Linked DNA regions of Mus musculus: region 2 is linked to region 1. A link is a loop called in an ENCODE intact Hi-C map of the cell type or tissue named here. Cell type or tissue: heart. All regions are shown on one strand.

Region 1 (8,000 bases):
GAAAGGGAACGTTAAATACCACTGAGTTAGAGATGATGTCATCCATGTTTTATAGTTTCTGTGATGGGCCCCTCCAGCCTTTATGAAGAGACCCCCTGTTACCATTGGACTCCTTTAGGGGCTACTCTTTAGATAATTTCTGAACCCGAACAGCTTCCTTTCTACCAGGGGTTCAAACAGTTTAAATCAGCAGCCTTCAGCTGCTCTGCTAAAGACCAAAGTGAATACTGATGTTTTATGTCTTTGTAGTAATGGTTATGGAAAATATATCTAATTACAATTCTCTTCCTTAATAATTGCTATGTTAGTAGCATGTTTTGAACTGGACTTAAAAATTGTGGGTTTGCAAAGTTAGGCATAAACTGTTTTGTACTTGATCCAGTTTAAGTCACTAAATTTTGGTGAATATATTTTCCAATCTATTTTTTGCTTCTATTTTAGTAGTTATTGAGAGATAGTAGAAACTTAGAAAGGGAAATTGAAACCATGGTCAGTAAGAATTATACACTAGCTCTCTAGTTCTACTTCTAAAGTTAGGGGACAACCACTTCCTCTCTGGGAGATCAGGAAAAGAAAGAGCTGTGTCTTACTACAGCTTGGTTATTACTGTTATCTTCATTATTTGAGAAACGCTATTAAACCAAGGAGATACATGAGAGCGACAAGCTTCAGGTGAGACTCTGGATCTTTAGTGATTATCACAGCCAACACAGCAAGATGTTCCTGCTTGTTGATCAAACCCTAGAGAGAGCAGATTTGTGGTTAATGTACATGTACATGTACACAGCCCTTGAGCAAAATTAGTGAATAATTTTATATGAGAATATGTTCTTACATTTCCCCCTTTAACTCTCATAAGCTTAAAAATACTAGTGTGTAGAAAAAGGGCACAACATTTTTTCAAGGTATTTGTTCTGACAGTAGTGACCAAGAGATTTGAATCGTCGTCATCATCATCATCGTCGTCATCATCATCATCGTCATCATTGTGTCATCTATGTGAGGACCCAGTGAGCTATTTTCAATAAGAACACTTCATTTAAATGACTATTTTCTACTTTGTGGAGAACTGAAGAACACTTAGTTCCTATAAAAAAGGTAGTGGCAATGCAGTATATATTCCATTTATTCCCCAGACTGGAGCTATAAAGTGACCTTGCTAGAGTTGGATATAGAAAGTGAACTTTTTTGGTAGTGGTGTTTCAAAATTAAAACTCATACTTCATTGTCAGAAATATTTAGGAAAGAAATTTATGAGCCATGTTGAGGAAATTGGCAGCTACATTATGCACACTTAGCCACTGTAAAGTTTGTTTACAAGATCCAGCAGATGAATACACTGGCTAACAATTAGTTTCACTCTTAATCGTGACCCTCACAAAGCTGTTCTCAGCCGGAAGGCAGCGGTGCGTTGCTTCCCCCATGACGGAGTGCTCGGCTTTAAGCTGAGTTGGCATGTTGCAGGTCTGGAGTGGCGGCAGCTCTTCACAGAAGCATCACAATGATGCAGATCAGCAGCAGACATATCAAGATGAGGCAGAAATTGATAAATAGGTTCTGGAGATTCTGACGTGCTTGCTGAGGCATTTCAATAGTGGAGGCTCTCCTGATAGCCGAGCGAGTGAGGTATTGCACTTTTTCCATTATGCCAGGAAGGCAAAAGTAGGGAGACAAGTTTTTCTAAGTGGTCAAGAGAAAGATAAAAAGTTGACAACAGGCAGCCAAATGTGAGCTGTCTTCTTTTAGGAGACCTGGGATGTAAAAAATAGTCAACAGATTAGGTTCATACCTAAACCCGTTCTCTGGGTAGATATGCACAGCTTTGCAGCAGCTCGTTCCTCAGCTGTATTTTAAATCCCATCCCCTTCTCCAGTCCCCAAGGCCTCTCTTCTGTCTCTCATGTGTGAGCGTCTCACTGTCCTGGGTGAGCGGGGAGAGCCACGGCTTTGGCGGCTAGTACTTGATTTATGAGGTGCTTCTTTGGGGCTATTTTCTTGGTTACTTTTTTTAAAGCTCTGTTTCTCTGTAAACACAATTGATTTTAACATTTACTATTAATGTTTCAGAAATAATCTTGTAAAAAGAAATGCATATAGTAACATATCTTGGATCCTAGTTTTAGTCCAAAATAAAATAGTTAAGTGAAAAATATGAAATAAAAAGCAGATTCTAGCCACTTGCCATTCTCTTTTATGATTTATAGATTTGTAGAATCATTCAGTGTATTTGATCATATATACATCCTCCGGACTCCTCCCAGATCCAGCCTCTTGGTGAATGTTATTTTAAACACTTTAAGAAGATGTTAAGTACTAAAGACTTCCAAACTCAGAAGGCACAGTAAGGACTATCGTTTTAAACTATCACAGTGCCAGTTTTCAGCTAATCTTGGCTACCAGGGGTGGGTTTGTGTCTGGCCTTCTTTCAAAACTTCTAAACTATGGCTGAATATGTAAGGTTCAAAGCTTTGATAGTAAATACAACAAAATAAAGCGTGTTAACAGAAAATTAGCTACAGGTTTAAAAAGATGACTGTATATGTTCATTGGGTGTTTACTGGAGACACAGAGCCTCTTTACTTACAGACTAATTTGAAGTTTAATCTTTCTGATTTTTGTACCAGAGTGCTGGAAATACAATGTATATTTGGTTGTGGGAAATATGAGATCCCGTATTTTAGTTATGTAAGAAGCAGAAGAGAACCCAAGTTTTGTGTTCTATGTGTGTGGGATCTGTTCTCACTTTTGGAAGGATTGATCGCTACCAGCAATTCTTTACTTTTCCTAGTGGGACCTTGTATTATCTTCTCTCTCTCTGTTTAAAGAGAATAAATCGGAATTTAGGAAATTAAGTTCAGAAGTATCATTTTTGTTTTAGTAGGAGGAGGAAGAGGAAAGCTACAGACGGCAGTAATCCTACAGTACCATACTGTCAGGTGTGGCGGCTCTTGCCTTAGGTCTTATCACTCCAGACGGAGAGCAGAGTTAGGCTGAGCTCTGAGTTTCAGCCAGTCTGCTCTACATAGCAAGTTCCAGGGCAACCAGGGCTAGACAGTGAGGTCCTAGCCAAAAAAAAAAAAAAAAAAAAAAAAAAAAAAAGTCATATCCTTTGTTAGGAACCTGTTGGGTAGGGGTAGAAGTTATCTGTATAAAACCCTGAAGGAGCCGGGCGTGGTGGTGCATTCCTTTAATCCCAACAGTCGGGAGGCAGAGGCAGGCGAATTTCTGAGTTCAAGACCAGCCTGGTCTACAAAGTGAGTTCCAGGACAGCCAGGGCTACACAGAGAAACCCTGTCTCGAAAAACCAAAAACCAAACCAAACCAAACCAAAACCAAACCAAACCAAACCAAAACAAAAAAAACAAAAAAACAAAAACAAAAACAAAAAAGTTAGATCAACCTGTTACGCAGGAAAGCTCACTGGGATGAAGCCCCTTTAAGACTGCAGAATTGTAAGCTGGCAAGTTCCTTTGGTCCCAGCTTTGTTGTGCAGACTGAAGCGTCAGAGTCTCTTCACCTGCTTCTGTCTAGTTGTGATAAAAATTGTGTAAACAGAATGAAATTGGACCAATTAAAAAATTCTGTTAAAAATTTCCCTCTGAAATTAGCTCATGGCAATTGATATTTTCGTCCGTAGGTTTATTTTTATTGATGTATACTTATGTGAAATTGAACATATTTATTTGAATTAACACAGCCCCGATTTTGGACTGTGTAGTCTAGGCTGGTCTTAAACTTACTGTGTGTCACACTGGTTAGTCTTGAACTCTGCAGTCCTGCTTTTGCCTGGGATTACAAGGCTCCTGTGCCTCCATGAAAGTGATTTTTAGCCTTATACTGAAGCTTCAGAGTCTGTTTTTTTTTTTTTTAAACAGGCTGTAGGGAGACAGTATTTGGGAAGTTCTAAGGAAAATTGAGGGGCACTTAGCAAATAAACCCCTGTTCATGTAGAGGAGTGAGTGATGCACCCAATTCATGGAAAGCCCTGAAGATGTAGTACGTGCTCTGAAGCACTAGAGGTCCTCAGTTGCCTGTAAGCTCTACTGATGGGGCAGAGCATACACATGAAGGCTTTCCTTCCTTTCTTTTTTTCCTCATTTCTTTAAAAAGATTTTTTTTATTAGATATTTTCTTCATTTACATTTCAAATGCTATCCCGAAAGTCCCTTTACCCTCCCGCCGCTCTGCTCTCCAACCCACCCACTCCTGCTCCTGGCTCTGGCATTCCCCTATACTGGGGCATATAATCTTCATAAGACCAAGGGCCTCTTTTCCCAATGATGGCTGACTAGGCCATCTTCTGCTACATATGCAGCTAGAGACACGAGCTCTGGGGGTATTGGTTAGTTCATATTGTTGTTCCTCCTACAGGGTTGCAGACCCCTTTAGCTCCTTGGGTACTTTCTCTAGCTCCTCCATTGGGGGCCCTATGTTCTATCCAATAGATGACTGTGAACATCCACTTTTGTATTTGCCAGGTACTGGCATAGCTTCACAAGAGACAGCTATATCAGTGTCCCTTCAGCAAAATCTTGCTGGCATATGCAATAGTGTCTGGGTTTGGTGGCTGTTTATGGGATGGATCCCCGGGTGGGACAGTCTCTGGATGGTCCTTCCTTCTGTCTCAGCTCCAAACTTTGTCTCTGTAAATCCCTCCATGGGTATTAGAATACCCAAGAAGGCTTTATTTTCATGTGTTTATTTGGTAATGCATGCTTCAGAATTGTGTTGGGTAAGGAAACTGAAGTACTACACACTCTTGGAATGTCCAAAGAGACTGCTGCTTATCAGCCATGCTGCTATAATTTAGAAAGACTATATTTTTCATTCCCAACTCTAAATTTTTGTTTTTGTTGGTCTGATCAATGTGTGAATTCCTATATTAGATGAAAATTATATTCATTGTGTAAATAACAATGCAAGATTCTTTTATCCAGGAACCTTGAAAACAGTGACCTTGGGTAGAGTGAGCAGGTAAGAAATGAAATTGATGCACTGTAGGGATGCAATAGAGTGTTGAAGCCTTTGTTCAGAGTTATGGAAAAATCAGTCTGATTTTTAGATAACAAGCTTAAATGGATTGGAGGTATATTTTTTATCAATAGAGCAAACTTAATGATTGTATATTTTAATTTGATTCTGGTATGTTCATGTCTATGTGATTATTTTGAACTTTGCTGACTAGAATTTACTGCTTAAAAACTAAGGACATCAGTAACTTTATGCCTGACTTTGAAGATAATGTTTAGAATATCATACAGAATAGTACAGATCCAACACTTGATGGATTTAAATGAAACAGAGGAATGCTTTTTAGTTAGCAGTAGTTTGCATCCTCATTTTCTCAGAAAATGACCATTCACAGCATTTTGCATTTGCTTTTCTTTTTCTGTACCTTGTCAGGATGATGATGTATCTTAACCATGCTCATCACTGAACGGGATCAGAGGTGCAAATGGCCTCTCCCACAAGGTCTCCTATTTGCTTGTAGCTCTGTGAACTTCACAGAGCTCACTTGTTTTAAAATCTGTTCTCCAAATGATGATGTAGAGATGCATACAAAGAATTAAGAGGGAGTGTCTGTGTGTAAGTGCACTTAGGAAAATGTTCTTCAGAAAAAATGTGCTTATGCTGTGTAATTTATAGCAGTGATCTATACTTTAATCATCCTCACTTGATGTTTTAATATATACTTTGAATTCTATAGCCAATGCAAATATTATGTCTTGATAAATTGGTGAGATTAAGAAACAATATTTGTTAATAATGACCCAAATGCAGCAATTTTCCTCTATGTCTACTAAAATATTCTAAAAACAATTTTGATTTGCTTTAGGAAATGACACTGCGGCAACTCCTTTTGGCAAAGCAAATCATCTCATTCTTTTTTAGTGTATCTGTTACATTTCTTCATTGATTTTATCCTTTTTTGTGCTTACTTTTAAAGCATGTACCTTTATAAACAAAATACTTCAATGTCACCATAAAGCTATGTAGAAACTGTGCTTTATATTGAAAATTTTAACTACAGGCAGCATCTGCTTAATCTGCTAAAGATGCTTTCTATAGCAGAATTTATATTTTTTTCTAGAAGTTGCTTCCTTTTTTTTGTAACTAATTGTGATATAAGGAAATTCTGGTGGAAAGAAACTCATTACCTACCCCTTACTCCACTGAAAAAAACTTTTGCACACACTGTTCAAGTTTGAGAATGCTATTGGATAGGCATTAAGGTAAACCTTCAGGGACCGGGGAAAGGGCTCAGTAGGTAAGGCACTTGCTGCCAAGCCTGACGACCCAAGCTTGACTCCTGAGACCTACATGGTGGGAAGAAAGAACTGACTCCTACAAACTCTTCTGACCTTCACAGACATGCAATGACACTCTCTCTCTCTCTCTCTCTCTTTCTCTCTCTCTCTCTCTCTCTCTCACTCTCTTCCCTAGTCCCCCAGCAACACAGTGGATAGATAAATAAAAATAGCAGAAATATGACAAATAAACTTGGCACCAAGTGTAATTTGTATAATATCAAAGAAAAAATATTTTTAGGGTTACAAAATTATTGAGAGACCAGTGTTCCTTGGAGTTAAAGCACATACTAAAAATGTTTTTACATGACAAGAATGTTGTGTAGGAGACAGCTGTGTTTGTCATAAGCAGCAGAGTTAGAATTATAGGAATTGAGAATTGTAGAGGTAAGTTTTATTTAGCATTTAAATATGATAGGAATATAAATAGTAAAATAAAAATCTGTTTATTTTCTATGTGATCTATTGGATTTAATAGTGAGAAAATATTTTACTTAGTAGATTGAGATTTTAACAAATAGCAATAATAAAGTTTTTGTTGCATATCAATTTCCTGAATATTTTGTTTTACTTCTAAATTCACAGCAGGAAACTTAAGAACACTGGAGAATAAAAACTTGATAAATGTACTCTGTTGTTAGAGGAATATACACTTATTAAATTTCTTGAGAAATGTTTGTATGCTAAAATGTCCTTTTTACTTTTAAAAATGTTGAATTATTTTCTGTCACTTAATAAAGACATGTGCTTGTTTTAAAACTATCTAACTTGTTCTTTATAGCTTCAAACTAAAACAAGCTATTTTCATTAAAATAAAAGTTCTAGAAGTGTTTAAAGGTTGACTGGAATTTTAGAGAGTAACAGTCTTCAAGAGCATTTGAAAAGTAGTTCCTACTATCTGTTCTTAAAAATCTCTTTTATTGTATCACCTTAAGAACTACAGTAATGTCGTCAAATAAGTGTACTCACAGTGTGCATACCCTTCAGTTATAAATAAGCTGAAAATAAGCTGTGCCCCAGCTGTAAATAAGTGGCCTCGTCCTGCACTGTGTTTTAACAAGCAACACATAGCACATGAAACCATTGCTTTTGTATGAAAATTAATATACCTCTCCTACCATATATGCTAATATAATGGGGGGTTAAATTGGGAGTTCATATGTGAAAACCCAAAAAAACCTAGTAATCAAAATTTAAAGATGAATAGAATCTCTTTTAAAGTTGTCTAATTTTCACTGTCAGTAAATGGGTAAGAATTTATTTAGAAATTAAGCATTTTGTCATAGCAGGTTCTTTTATTATGTAGCTTTGAATTGGAATTTGGGAGTTAGAATTCTTTTAAGAGTTTAATAAGATTGAATATCAGAAAGTAAGAATGTCCAAAGTCAATGATCTCACGTCTTACCTTGGCTTCGGTGATCGTCACAGTGCAGAGCATGAAGCTGTATGAAGTCTTATGGGAGCTTAGCTGGGCAGTTTTCTGTTCCCAGGTTTATGGGAGCAGCTGCAGTAGGTGGAGGAGAAAAAGGATTCTAGGGAGGTCTTATGACATCACGTAGGAATTCTAACATGTGATTGGTTAGCCATGTTCTTATCACAACCAAACCTTAGAACTTATTTTATGTTAGGTTTGGAAATGCCATTAACACTTTGTGCTTTGCTTTTAGTTTTTAACTTAAAAATGTGTATAACA
Region 2 (8,000 bases), 250 kb after region 1:
TAGTTCTGCATGGGTAAGCAACATCTGTGAGAAAGTTGCCTTTCCTCTCAACTTACGGACATTTATGACCATACCAGAAGGTGGTATAAACACATCATGATGAAGTGAGAGGATAAAGTCTTAACTGCAGGCTGTAGTAAAACCTAATGAGATTTCAGAGGTCATTGGTATAATCCCCAGCACTAAAGCACGAGGCCCTCTCCACTCCTTCTCCTATATGTACATCCTGACTCTGGCAGTGATGGAAACGGATTCCTAGGACAGTCAGGTTCCCATTTGCAATTATTTCTTTCTGGCAGTGTTCCTATTTACCAGTAATCATTTTATTGGTACCACTTGGCCCTAGCTCTGTTTTCTTGTGACCACAAATAGTTAAGTCTAAACCATGTAGACAGTGGGAGGTGCTGAAGCATCAGATGCATAGATTGCCTGGATCAGTGAGACTGGAGGCTAGACCAGGATTCTGAAAACTCTTCCCAAGAGGCCATAGTTGAGAACTACTTGATTGTGCTCACTTTTATCCTTAATAATTAAATTTTTAAAATTTACTTTACATCCTGATCATAATCCTCACCTCTTCTCCTAGTCTCATCCTTAAAATTCCCTCCTCCTCAGAGAAAGGGGACACCCTCCCTTTTGGTACTACCCCACCCTACAGAAGTAGACATATACTCTCTCACTGAGGCCCAATTGGGCAGTCCAGTGAAGGGAAGGGGATATAATGCTAGGGAACAGAAATGGAGACAGCCCCTGCTCCACTTCTTAAGCAGACCTGGGGTGTTGGCTCTGCACCCACTTCTACAACACCCAGAGGGAGCCCTACTCCCAGGTGCTCTGAAACACTCAGGATCACAGGTGAGCCCACAACATCTGCCCCAACACCTGGACTAACTGGGACTTACAGGATCCAGGGACACAGGAACCCATGCCCAGCCAATGGCATGGGTTCCTTCTGGTTTGAACCTGCACCCAGAACAGTCTTGGCACTGACTCCACACCCACTCCTACAACACCCAGAGGGAACCTGACTCCGGGGTACTCTGAAATGCCAAGGATCACAGGACCACAGGATCACAGGATCACAGGATCACAGGATCACAGGATCACAGGATCACAGGATCACAGGATCACAGGATCACAGAGACAGCTGGACTTTGAGGAGTTCTGACACAGGATCACAGGAAGGAAAGGCTCCAGTCAGAGACAGCAAGGGCAGTTAGCATTTATGGAGGGTTTAACATCTTCTAGTCCTGAAAATCAGCAGGCTCACTGAAATACAACCACATATGCCAACTCTGATTGTTAATGGATGCAGCAAATGTGGTGTTAAGAGGAATAACAGTGGACCTTGGCACACCATATTCAATTAGTCATGCCTACCCCTGTGAAGATGCATGTAGAGTCTTTGTTGTATGTTGAATGAGAAATTCCCTCCCCCGCCCAGACATATATATTTGAGGACTGGATCTAGAGTTAGTGCTGTTTGGGAAGGTGATGGAACCACTGGGATGTGAAGAAATTGCCTTGCTGAAGAAAGTATATCACAGAGGAGGGCTTTGAGGGTTTAGTAGACTGGCTCCTGTTTCACTTTGTGTTGTCTGTGTGTCCTGGAATTTGATCATTGCACTTCCTGAATGCCAGGCCACGCTTCCCTCACGTGAATGGACTGGGTTCACCCTCTGAACTGTGAGCTAAAATAAACGTTTTTTTCTCCAAAGCTGTTTTTTGTCAGTGTGTTTTATGACAACAGGAGAGTAGTCAGTGCAGTGTTGCCTTTGAAGAGACAGCAATCTTTAGAGGGATCATTTCTTCGTTCTTCCAGGGCTGATATATTGACTGCATCTGCTTGGCACAAGTCATCTCTCTCTCTCTTTTTTTTTTTTTTCTACCAAACCATAGTAATTTAGTTAAGAAACTTCCTTGAGGAAACACAATGGCCTTTTTCATTCGTGTTTGCAAGTCAAAACTTCTGGGATTATGTCACTTCCACAGAGAACACAATCTACCAAGGGCTTTGGTAAAATATGTTTTGTAGCTGCAGTTTGGGAGTTGGATATAACTTTCTAATCTCAGACTGGAAAGCATACCTTCTAGGTTGAACTGACCTCCACTATTAAAGAGCTTATCTCCCCATAGCTCTTGCTGACCTTTTGTTGGCAATTGTCCCTAGTCACTGGTCTCTCAGGACAAAGTGCTGCCTTTATTTTGAGTTTAAATATGAATTTGCAAAATATGGATCTCCACCTAGAGCTGGATTCCCATTTACCACATAAAGTCAAGACCCTCACCCACACTAAATCCCATAACACCCCCACCAGCACTTGATATTCCTAAATTGGTATTGTCACAGAGAAACCCCGATTCAACGTACCTTGTAGTGGAAGAGAAAGAGTCCACAGAACAGGCTGTACAGATCTGCTGTGAGCAGAGAAAGGTTGACCGAGGTGGCACTCGTTTTCTTTATGACAACTGGCATAAAGCTGTAGAGACCAAACATGCAGGCACTAAAGCCAACATAGAGCAGTCCTGGGGAGTAAGGAGAAGACAGTGTCAGGACCTTTGTGGGGCATCTTCAGTATCTGGACTTAGAGGATAAGGGGAAGGGATGCATCACCCAAGACTCACTAAAGGTGCTTTCTTTTCTTTCACTGTATTAAATGGTGTTTAATATGAGCTGGCACATAGATAAAACATAAGTGAGAACCTAAAACTTATGCTTGGAAAATATACATTCTGCTTCTTCCCATGGAGCTGAGAAAGGATACTTCTTGTTTCTCTCCTCTCTCTCTCTCTCTCTCTCTCTCTCTCTCTCTCTCTCTCTCTCTCTCTCTCTCTCTCTCCTCCTTTCCTCCTCCCCCACCCCTGTGTGTGTGTGTGTATGTGTGTGTGTGTGTGTGTGTGTGTGTGTGTGAGCACACACAGGCACACATCTGTGGCAACCAGAAGGAAGTATCAGACCCCCTGGGGCTGGAGGTGAAAGCCATTGTGAGCCCCCCAGTATGGGTGGCAAAAAGCACATACCAGCCCCTCTGCAAGAACAGCAAAGCTCCCTTAGTTGCTGAGCCACCTCTTATGGCTTGCCTATGTATTTCAAAACATTTTTATCCTCTTAGATTATACTTGTAAAATGTATTTTACATTATATTATATTTGACATTAAAATATATATATATAAATAAAATAATCATAGACTGCTCTGAATGGTTATCTATGCAGGTGTTTCAATTAGACAAACTGGACTTGAACTACCATGTCTTAACCATGTCTTTGGACAGACAATGTGATTGCTTTGAACATAGGAAATCTGTTAATTTCTTTAAAATTACTGAATTTTGTTCACCTCTCCCAATTAAGTGTCATTCTTCTGTCACATTTCCTAGGCTACTGTGAACTCTAGACACATCATTTGTAATACTAACCAGGAGTACAGAGTTTTGGATGATATATAGCAGGGTTTTATAAGTAATTATAGATTCTTTCACTTCCCAGGTACATATGCACAAAAGTAGTACTCATTTCTCTGCCTTGAAAGTACAAGATGTGATACAATTCATTGGTTCTCTGGATATTATAAGTAGCCTTTCTAATGGAATCTTGGATTAAACGTATCTGGGGTAGGATATGAGCACCTCACTTCCTTTGAATCCTGTGAATTCAGTGGAACTTGGTTACTATTGGATGTCCAGTCCCTCTGATTAAGACCAGTGGTTCCTCCAGAAATGAATTTGTTTTGTTCTTATGAAAGATACTAAAGAGCCCAGGTTTTATTCTGTGTTTCTCATCCTAAGTTTAAGGAAAGCTACATCAGATACACATAAAAGTCATGGTGAATATTAAGCAAATAGTGCAACAGCCCCCTCTAGTGTGGTGGACATGCCCTTCGTACTGAGAGAGATGATACCCCTATTTTCTGAGTTCAGTAAGCTAGTATATCTCATTACATGTATACATATATCTGCTAAAATGCTAGTAGGGAGCATGCCACTCCCCACAAGAACTTTTAGTTCCATAAACATAGTCAATTTCCTTACACTAGGGTTTTATGCCACTTATAATTCATTTTCTTTTTAGACATCATACAAAAAATATAACAAATGCTAAATAACCCATAACTAATACATAAAAGACTTGAGAATTGATTCAGTATTCCTTAAGAAATCTGGCATTACTTGGTCCTGTGAAGGCTCTATGCCCCAGTATAGGGGAATGCCAGGACCAGGAATGGGAGTGGGTGGTTTGGGGAGCAGGAGGAGGGGGAGGGGATAGGGGATTTTCAGGGGAAAACTAGGAAAGGGGATAACATTTGAAATGTAAATAGAGAAAATATCTAATTAAAAATAGAAAAAAAAAGAAATCTGGCATTAAAAGACAGGGAGCAAGACCTACCCTTAAAGTATTCTACTGAAGATAATCAAATCTGGGTAGAATACAGTCCAGATACACGAGAGCCTGCCTTTTTTTCTTCTTTTTCTTTTCTCCCTCCCTCCCTCCCTCCCTCCCTTCCTTCCTTCTTTCTTTTTTCACTTCTTTTCCCTTCATTTCTTCCTTCTTTCTCTCTTTCCCTGCCCCCTCAGTCCCTCCATCCGCCTGCCTGCCTGTCTGTCTGCCTGCCTGCCTGTCTACCTGTCATTTTGTCTCCCTGTCTGTCTGCCTGCCTGCCTGCCTGCCTCACTGCCTTGGGCACTGTTGATTTAGATCATAGGATGACTGTGTTCACAAGTTCTCGATTCCAAACTTTCTGTCTTCTTATCTGGTAAATCATATCCTTCGGTGGACTGGTGATTTCTAATGCTTTGCAGTCACTTTCTTTTTCAGTGAATTCTTCATTGGGAATCTAGCATGCCCATGCTTTTGGCCAGGAATCTGGCAAAATGAGGAATAGACAAAAAGCTTAGAGCTCTTCATGGTGAGGGAATAAAAGATTTCTTAAAAGAGAATGGCCAGGGCTTGATTTAGGAAGGATGCTCATATAAGGCTGCCTTGCCAACGTGGCATTTACTCTGAATGTGAAGGACTAGCAGGAGATTAGAGAAGGTGTGGAAAGAATATTTTAGGTAGTGGTGTCGTCACCTGAAAAGATTCTCAAGTAGGGTAAAGTTATGTTCATTCTGGGGGTTTTCAGAAGCCAGGGTAACTGAATCACAGGGTTGAGGTAGAGAAATCAGGGAGGCCGGCAGAGCACACAGAGCCCTATATATCTTAGAAAGAAATTTGTAATTGCAGTAGGATGTAGGACCATGAAAGTCAGCCTGGTTCCTGGTTGAGCTAAGGTTAGAAACCCCGGTGATACACTAGCAAGATTTTGCTGAAAGGACCCAGATATAGCTGTCTCTTGTGAGACTATGCCGGGGCCTAGCAAACACAGAAGTGGATGCTCACAGTCAGCTATTGGATGGATCACAGGGCCCCCAATGGAGGAGCTAGAGAAAATAACCAAGGAGCTAAAGGGATCTACAACCCTATAGGTGGAACAACAATATGAACTACTCAGTACCCCCCCAGAGCTCATGTCTCTAGCTGCATATGTATCAGAAGATGGCCTAGTCGGCCATCAGTGGAAAGAGAGGCCCATTGGACTTGCAAACTTTATCTGCCTCAGTACAGGGGAACGCCAGGGCCAAGAAGTGGGAGTGGGTGGGTGGGGGAGTGGGTGGGGGAGCATGTGGGGGACTTTTGGGATAGCAATGGAAATGTAAATGAAATAAATACCTAAAGAAAAAGAGAGGGGGGGGCAGGGATTTTGTCTGGTTGCCAGACACTAGGCTCCTGACATGAGGCTGTAGCCTCCATAGATTTGTGACCGTCAGTCACATAAGGACAATGCTCCAAGCCCCTCCACAGGTAGAGGATATGACCACATGTCACATAGGCTTAAGATAGATGTCCATTTTGATAAGGTACCTAAAGGCCTGAAGGGCTTAGCCAATTAAGCTTTCCTTCCCAGACACCCCTCCCTGCAAAAGGTATTTAACCTCAGGCCTGTCCTGAAAAGTGGAGTATGGTTTTACAAATCCACTTTCCACCATGACAATAAATGCCTTAAAATCAGGTACTGCCTCTTTTCACTGGGCTCCACCATTGAGAGCCATATAGAAGGTCTTCCCCTATAGAGCTGCACCTAATCTCTGTACAGGCCTCTCTGTGCCCCCAGCTACAACCACCAAGCCAAGCCAACTGACCTCTGACCAAGCCAAGGACTCATCCCCATGGGATCCATCTGGAGCTCCCCCTCTTTTACACCTTGGCCCTGGGCTAGATCCAGCCTGTGGGGGCCCCCACTTCATTCTCAGCTCTTCTGTAGCTTTCAGTGGTGCCTGGGTGCCCAAGAGCCTGAGAGCCAGATGGCCCCCAGTTCCCTGCAGGCCTGGGGATCCCCAAGCCAACTCCTGTGGTCATCGGGACTTCAGACTGCGCTCCCTGAACCCCAGAGCGGTGTTCCTTAGGCTGCTCTACGGGCCGACACCCTCCCAACAACCACGTGGTTAAAGTGCTGTCAGACTCCCTTGTCCTGTCTCCCTGAGAGGCCCAAGCCCTGTGGTGGACTAGACGCAGGACCCCCATTAACCCTTCAGTAGGAATATTCCGAGCAGTTTGTACCAGTGACCTAACATAATCTGATCTACATTTTCAAAAGATGACTTTGGCTGCTCTTTGGAGGAGGAGTGGAATGAGGAAGGGATGGGAAGAGAGATAGGAAAAGAATAGTATCTCTGTCCAGCAAGAAAGGCTGGTGGTTCACTTGGAGGGAAAAGGAAAATGGCTGGGTCTGTGACTACTGAACCAACTTATTGATGGCTTGGAGGTAGCAGTGAGAGAAAGGAAGGCATCAGGGAGGTGACTGGCTTTCTACTCTAGCAAATGGTTGAAATTCGGTGCCATTTCCTAGGATAATGTGGGCAATGAGAAGACTGGGTTTTCAGTGGACATGAAGCACTGTTTGAATGTGTTGGTTTAGATAGTTATTCATCCATTCATGTGGATCTGTCCAGGGAGTTCTGGATACATCATGAACATGCTGAGAGAAGAGGCACAGCTTTGAAACCAAAGCTTTGAGCTAAGCAGAGTAGGAACACAGCTATATAGTAGGCCTTCACATTAATAACTGGACCAACTCAGGATGGTTCCAGCTTAAACATTCTAAGTATATTTCATAAAGTTGCTGAAGTTAGATGTGGGTGGCAGAGTGACACACAAACTGCTATTATAGTTAATTCTTCTACTAAGCCAGCTAGTACTTGTGTGGATGGTACCTTATTTTGTGAGTCAATCACAGCCATAAAGCACACAATGAGACAGAGCTGGGATGATAAAGTACCACATCTCGCCCATCCACTGGTCTGAGATAGGCATTAGGTCCTTAATGGATGTTAGTGATTCACCTCAAAACCCAATTTGTTGTCTGAGGAGAGTTTTGAATCACTAGACATGATCAAACAAATGAAATTCTTTTTTGGCTAGCAACTACACGATGACCTTAGGTACATTTATAGACAGAGTGTATATTTAACAATTTTTTTTTTGTCTGAAATGTGTTTCCTAACTAAGTTTAGAGTTTGGTTTCTCTTGTTCTCATGCAGGGAAGAGATTTAAGGTAGAGAAACTGAAAATTACACTACTGGTTAATCCTATGGGGTCTTTGCTGTGTGTCATGGGTCATTAGCTAATCTCAAAAGTAAAGTAAGGCCATTGCTGTTGCTTCTGTTTTTAGACAAGCAGGAAATGAGCTTATTGAGTATGTTGGTCAAGAAACACAGCCGATACAAGATTGAACAGAGGGTGTTTAGTAGAACACATGCTACAAATATATTTCAGTGATGACAAAGACAGGGAAACAGGGATAGAGAGGCAGCCAGAGAGTTGTAACAGCTATGAATCACATCACATGATGTGGAAAAATAAAGCTGAAGTCATATTACCTAAGGTTAGAAATTAGGGGAGTACCATAGGGGTTGATCACAAGGAGACAATCATTTCTGGAGACCTGCCCATGAGTAGTATAG

The links. Hi-C counts contacts between places; a loop is a spot of excess contacts. Peaks named below come from ENCODE experiments on the same cell type or tissue, not always from the same donor. Only the 100,000 strongest peaks of a DNase experiment are listed, where the experiment ranks them.
Region 2: it touches region 1 in a loop (9-fold over the local background); 3 of 42 quality-filtered maps call a loop at or near these places.

What each region holds. Positions count from the first base shown.
Region 1 is chr10:53,337,508-53,345,507 of GRCm38, reverse strand. All of the region lies in intron 3 of Cep85l (centrosomal protein 85-like), which reads left to right. It overlaps Pln (phospholamban), which reads right to left and starts at 7,822. Exons shown (of 2, transcript NM_023129.5): 1 at 7,713-7,822; 2 at 1-1,751. The coding sequence starts at 1,644. The coding sequence ends at 1,486. In heart, a CTCF peak has its summit at 4,009; DNase peaks (open chromatin) are centred at 1,457 and 7,787; H3K4me3 peaks cover 6,088 bases; H3K27ac peaks cover 4,126 bases.
Region 2 is chr10:53,083,864-53,091,863 of GRCm38, reverse strand. It overlaps Slc35f1 (solute carrier family 35, member F1), which reads right to left. Exons shown (of 8, transcript NM_178675.4): 7 at 2,372-2,526. Among named protein-coding and RNA genes, the nearest start is that of Gm40649, 93 kb to the left of the region's middle. In heart, a CTCF peak has its summit at 3,857; no DNase peak of the experiment used is centred here.